2 separate regions of the Homo sapiens genome follow, and region 2 is linked to region 1. Evidence: chromatin loops called from intact Hi-C (ENCODE). Cell type or tissue: dorsolateral prefrontal cortex. All regions are shown on one strand. Links, peaks and the distances in the headings refer to the core of each region. The heading gives the core; the rest is flanking DNA. Region 1 has its middle 33 kb from the start of NFIA. Region 2 overlaps NFIA (nuclear factor I A).

Region 1 (2,909 bases), core at 180-2,679:
GCTAAATTACTCAGCTTTGCTCAATTCCACTTTTACCTTTCCCCACACGTCCTCACTGACTCAGCAATTGTCACCGAGTGAGACCCTAGGTAGTGGGAAGGAGGCCCCCACAGATATGCTCCCCGGCTAAAGCGCTCGATTGAAGATCTGAGAAAATATCTTCAGAAACTACAAATGGAGCAAATCATTTACCTAATTCACTCAAGAGCTTCCACGGGAAGGACTCTGGAGGATGAGTGTCCTCCTAATGCGGTGCTAATGAAAAGCCCCTTAGCCGGCTCTCCGGCCGAGCGCCGGACCGCGTCTGCTCGGCGTCTACGGCGGAGCGACCCTGGTTGGCGGCGGCCGCGCATTCCCCCCCCCACCTGCCCGAGGTGGCACGGCGGCCGCAGCGACTCCGGACGCCGCCGGGGCCACTCTCCGGAGCGCCGCCCTGCGACCCCGGACGCCCCCTCCCTGCCCCCACCCACCGGCGCGGGTCTTCCTCCCGCTCTTCCTCCTCCTCACCCTCCCCGGGGCTCTGTGTGGGGGGCTAGGAGGTGACTGGGGACGCTTCCTCGGTCGCGACTCCCGGTTCTCCGCGGCCTCCCGCCCGGGGGGGTTGGGGTTAAAATCTGGGAGTTCAGCTCTGCGGCGAAATCTCGGGTTCCCAGGGAGGGGCCGGAGGGAAGGAAGACCCCGCCGGGAGCGCGCCGGCCAGAGCCGCCCCCGCCCCGCGCGGCCGCTGTCCCGTGGGGAGGATGAAAGCGCAGGGCCCGGGCGGGGCCGCGGCGGCTCCAAGGGGCGGCGAGTGCGGGGCGGGGACTGCGGCGCTCGCGGTGACCGGGCCCCCCTTCCCAAGCCGCAGCTCCTGGCCCTGCAGGTGCACCCCCAGCCCCCTTTTAGGCCCCTCCGTGGAAACCGCCTTCCGGCCCAAGTTCTATCCTTTGAGGCTTTGAACCAGGCCTTTCAGAAGTTTTTAAAGCTGCCCCGCCCCGCCGGCACTCACGGGGGTCACAGTCCCCCATCCCTCCACCTCCGCTACAGCTGCCGGCGAAGCGGGTGCCGGGAGGAAGCGGAGTGGGGGCCAGCGGGCCGGCCCGAGGGTCGGGGACCGAAGCGCCGCCCCGGAGCGCCAAGCTCGGCCCCAGCGCTTGGAGATCGCGCCGCGTAGCCCGACCTCGGAGGAAGCGCGGGCCCGCCAGCCCCTGGAGAGGGGAGGGCAGGGGGGCTGGGAGAGGAAGAGCGCGCGGGGAGGGGGGCATGTCCCCATCACCGAGGTTCCTGCGCTCAGTTCAAGCCAGGGGACAACTTAAATTGGCCTTCAGGGGAGGCAGCTGGTGACCCGTGTCCTCGCCCTCCAAATTCCCCTGAGCGAAGCAGGGCGCCACCTACAGGCGAGCTCTAGATAGCAGGCAGGAGAAAGACGCGCCTGCAAAGTAATGTGGCCCCGTCCCAGCAAGCCTAGCAAGGCCTGTTGTGTCCACAGCCTCCTCTCAGCTGCCTGAGCCTGTACCGAGTTATAGGTCCGTTGGCAACAGCAAGAGCCCTGAGGGCACTCAGCGTGTGCTTTTGGGGAGTGGAGAACTGGGTGTTAATTTCAGGAATTGGGGGATTCCAGTATCAAAGAAGTAGCAGCTCTGATTGGACAGGCAGGTTGCACCCTGACAATTTTGGCTGCACTTTGACTCCAGTATCTCGACTCCAGGCTATTTTCATGGGATGCACTACGTTTCCTTGAGAATAGCTGTGTAACCTTGGGCAAGTTACTTTATCTCCCTGAGTCTCTGTTTCCTCATCCCTCAAAAGAGGGAATAGTGGTACCTGTCTGATAGAGTCATTGTGAGAATTTAATGAGATGATGTAGGTAAGAAGCTGTAGGTGCCTTCTAAGGAATTTTCACCTATTTCTTTTTTAAAAATAGTTTTTAATTATTTATTTATTTATTTTGAGTCGGAATCTCTCTCTGTTTCCCAGGCTGGAGTGCAATAGCGCGGTCACGGCTCACTGCAACCTCTGCCTCCCTGGCTCAAACAATTCTCCTGCCTCAGCCTCCTGAGTAGCTGGAACTACAGACACGCGCCACCATGCCCGACTAATTTTTTGTATTTTTTAGTAGAGACAGCGTTTCACCATGTTGGCCAGGCTGGTCTCAATCTCCTGATCTCAGGTGATCTGCCCGCCTCGACCTCCCAAAGTGCTTGGATTACTGGGATTACAGGCCTGAGCCACCGCACCCAGCCAACTTTCACCTATTTCTAATGTGAAAACCCATCTTTTATTCTAAGAAATCTAACTTGTAAGACTGTTTAGCTTCTTTCTGTTCCTTGAAGATTAGGGCCTTAGAGGAAGTGGGAGAGAGCTAAGAGGTTTCAGTGTTTGAGTAGGAAACAGGATGGGTTATGGGGAGTTTTGATAACTAGCTTATCTCCTCATAGACAACGGCTGTAGGCCGGGTGCTGTGGCTCACATCTGTAATCCCAGCTCTTTGGGAGGCCGAGGTGGGCGGATCACCCGAGGTCAGGAGTTCGAGACCAGCCTGGCCAACATGGCGAAACCCCATCTCTAATAAAAATATAAAAATTACTTGGGCGTGGTGGTACATCTGTAATCCCAGCTTCTCAGTAGTCAAGCAGGAGAATCACTTGAACCTGGGAGGTGGAGGCTGCAGTGAGCCGAGATCACACCACTGCGCTCCAGCCTGGGCAACAGAGTGAGACTCTGTCTCAGAGAAAAAAAAAAAAAAAAAAAAGACAATGGCTATGTGGTGGCTCAAGCCTGTAATCCCAGTGTTTGGGAGGTGCGCGGGTCACTTGAGCCCAGAGGCTGGAGACCAGCCTGAGCAACACAGAGAAACCCATTTCTACAAAAAAAAAAAAAAAAAAAAAAAAAAAAAAGCTGGGCGTGGTGGCCCATGCCTGTAATCCTAA
Region 2 (2,909 bases), core at 261-2,760, 230 kb before region 1:
ATTTCACAAAATTAGAAACAAGCATATTTATGGTACAGTTTTTGGGGAGAGGAGAGAAAAAACAGGCAAAATGTTTCAAGGGGAAAAATTTTGATTTAAAAATAAAGCGTTTTCTGAGACTTGAAGTCGTTTACAACATTGTTCAAAAGCAAACACAAAAATTTTTTTTCAACAAAACCTCTGTATCTGCGGAGAGCTTGCATCCTAACTTCAACTTGACTTCACAGGTTTTGAATTAGCTGCCTGAAATTTAACCACATTTCTGCAAGTTTAATGTAAGGTCAAAAGGTCATGACACTTAACTGTGATTAAACAGAAAATATTACTTCTATAGCAACTGAGTTATAGCATCACCCTTCTCTTTCTTGGAGATGCTGCAGAAAGAAGTGGCACTACTAGTGACCTTAGGTCTAGAAATGCTAATTTATTACTTTAAAAGACTCCCTGCTTTTAAGCAAACGAAGATTTTACTTATAAGAAAGTGCTATAGCAAAAAATATCCATTTTAAAATTTTCAGATAATCTTAACCTGGTGACTATAGCAAAAATTCTATGTTGATTCAAAGGTTTAAATAACAGAAGATGCTAAAAAGTGAATTTTTATTTGAGTCTGGCAAAGTGACAGCTTTTATCGTTCTGTAACAATTGCCACAGAGAAGACACAAACAAAATGTATTATTATATGCCAAAAACCTTTAAAGAAATCCTTCAGAATAAACTACAAAAATACAAAACCTAGACTAAAAATTAGAAATGCAAACAAATTTACATTGACCCATATTTAAAATTTTAACTACATAAATTAATATTATATATATCACAAACAATTAAAAAATACAGCATGACTACCTTCTTTTTCTTCTAGGAAACAAGCCTATAATTTTGCCATTAGAAATTACACATTAAATATTTTGAGTAGTAATTCAATGTATTTTAGGAGAAAGACATGCCTCCATTGTTTTTGTTCTGGAAAATCTTAAACCATTAATTTCTATAACTAAAATGAAAGCAAAATATCTAATTTTGTTTTAGGGAAAATTAAAATTCTTGATCATGTCCCGAAACAGATACATAAAATTTTGCCAAACATAATATTTTCTTTGGAATAATACTAGCAAACATACATCTCTATCCATGTACTACTTCTATGTGTAATATCTTTATAATTAATCACTTCTCTATGAATAAATGGAAAATAGTTTTATCTCAATTATTAGATATACAATAGCCAATTACTTTTCCGATATTTATCCATGAATATTAAAGCAAAAAGGGATCAGGAAAGACCCTAAATTTTTTTTATTTAATCTGAAAGCAGACTTCTTTCTTCTTTTCACTTTTTGTTTAAATTTGTCACCTACCTTTACAGATACATAGCATAATAATAGAAAACATGAACAACAATAAAAGATGAATATTAGGTATGTCCAAAGAAAGTTTAAAATTCCAAGCCACAGAAAAATAAGCAAACCAACAGCAAAGGAGTGAGTGGCAAGAAAATGCTCAGAGTTGGTCTGCAAGGGGCCGCCGCATTCTCGTGAAAGCTCAGATACAAACACTGGAGAAGGCATCCAGCCAAACTGAAAACGGAATTTAATTTTTCTAGTTTTATTCAAAAGCTGGAGACACCGCTATCCATCTGAGGACTGCATACTAAAATGCACCATCCTGCTAAGGGGCAAGCAAAGCCAAAGATCTACAAGAAAATGCATATGATCTCAAAACTTCAATAATTATTTTCTACCCTCGGCCGTTCAATACCATTTTCTTTTTCAGCCAAGAAGGAGCAAAACTACCCAGTCTTAGTGCTATTCTCTGCTGAGGATGCATGGACACTCTTTCTGGTATTGCAAAAGGTCACTGATGCTGTTAAGTGTGGAGCCAACCAGATGACCAAAATTATAAATTAATTTCTACCCAGGTATAATTGATACAAATGAAAGATCTCTTTCTCAAACATTTGCATTAAAACACTATCAAGAAGGTTAACAATTAATTCACTTTTCTCCTTTATATACTCCATAGACACCTGTCAGAAGCCAAGGTAACTTTGTGTCTTACTCTTTCGGACAAATATCACGTGGTTGATTGATTTCTACCACCTTAAATAATTAGGAACCTCAGAAAACAAACCCAACTGCATAGAACTGGATGTTCTTCTTGTATCTGAGTCTCCCATACCAGTGAGTTTCTCTGGCTTACTGGTTGAAAGCCAGAAGATCTGTATATTACAATGAAGAGAATTTTACTTACACTGTGTTTAAAGGATGGGGTTGGAAATGCTCTTGTAAGGAAGTACATTAGGGTTATCAATTTTTTTTCCCTATCTAGGGATTTGCTTTTTGTTTAAGGAAACTTAGACTTCAACCTAACCTTGAAAAGCAATGTTTCTTTGGATTTTTAAAAAATTTATGAGCAGAAATTTAAACCTAAAATAGACAGGGTTTGCATATGGGAGGCTAGGTTAAGAACTCTTAATTGAACTGGTAGCCATCCACCTATGCAGTTTTATGGCGCCTACAGCTATATTGCTGGAGTACTCAGACAAAGATAGTTCACTGTCAACGTAATCACTAGGGAAAGGAATAAAATAAATCCTGATGCCTACATATTTGTCTCTGCTTCCAAACGCTTGTACAATGCAAGAACGGAAACCTTGTACTGGATTTGCTACATGTACACATATTCGGCTCCTCAAACCTCAGGTCTACTCCCCTTCAGAATGAAACTTCAGTATTCCTTTGGGGAAGGTGAGGAATGACAAAAACATGTTAGTATGGTAAAATGAGTGAGGCAAAAATATAAATATCCCTTCCATGTATTTTATGTTCTTTAGGCAATAAACAAAGATAGAATATTGCTAAATCTTCCCTTTCACCTAGAATTAAACACTTTGTCCTCTCCAGTCC

What was found. A loop is a pair of places that touch in the nucleus more often than their neighbours do. Peaks named below come from ENCODE experiments on the same cell type or tissue, not always from the same donor. Only the 100,000 strongest peaks of a DNase experiment are listed, where the experiment ranks them.
Region 2: a loop joins it to region 1, with 2.6 times the contacts of the local background. A loop is called at or near these places in 12 of 110 quality-filtered maps.

The regions. Positions count from the first base shown.
Region 1 is chr1:61,048,526-61,051,434 of GRCh38, reverse strand. No RefSeq gene overlaps it. Among named protein-coding and RNA genes, the nearest start is that of NFIA, 33 kb to the left of the region's middle. In dorsolateral prefrontal cortex, for the core only: CTCF peaks have their summits at 1,168 and 1,373 (motif pointing left); DNase peaks (open chromatin) are centred at 714 and 1,384; H3K4me3 peaks cover 1,684 bases; H3K27ac peaks cover 2,231 bases.
Region 2 is chr1:61,273,785-61,276,693 of GRCh38, reverse strand. The region is part of intron 2 of NFIA (nuclear factor I A); the gene reads right to left. Among named protein-coding and RNA genes, the nearest start is that of NFIA-AS1, 22 kb to the right of the region's middle. In dorsolateral prefrontal cortex, for the core only: a CTCF peak has its summit at 1,489; a DNase peak (open chromatin) is centred at 1,537; H3K4me3 peaks cover 2,500 bases; H3K27ac peaks cover 2,500 bases.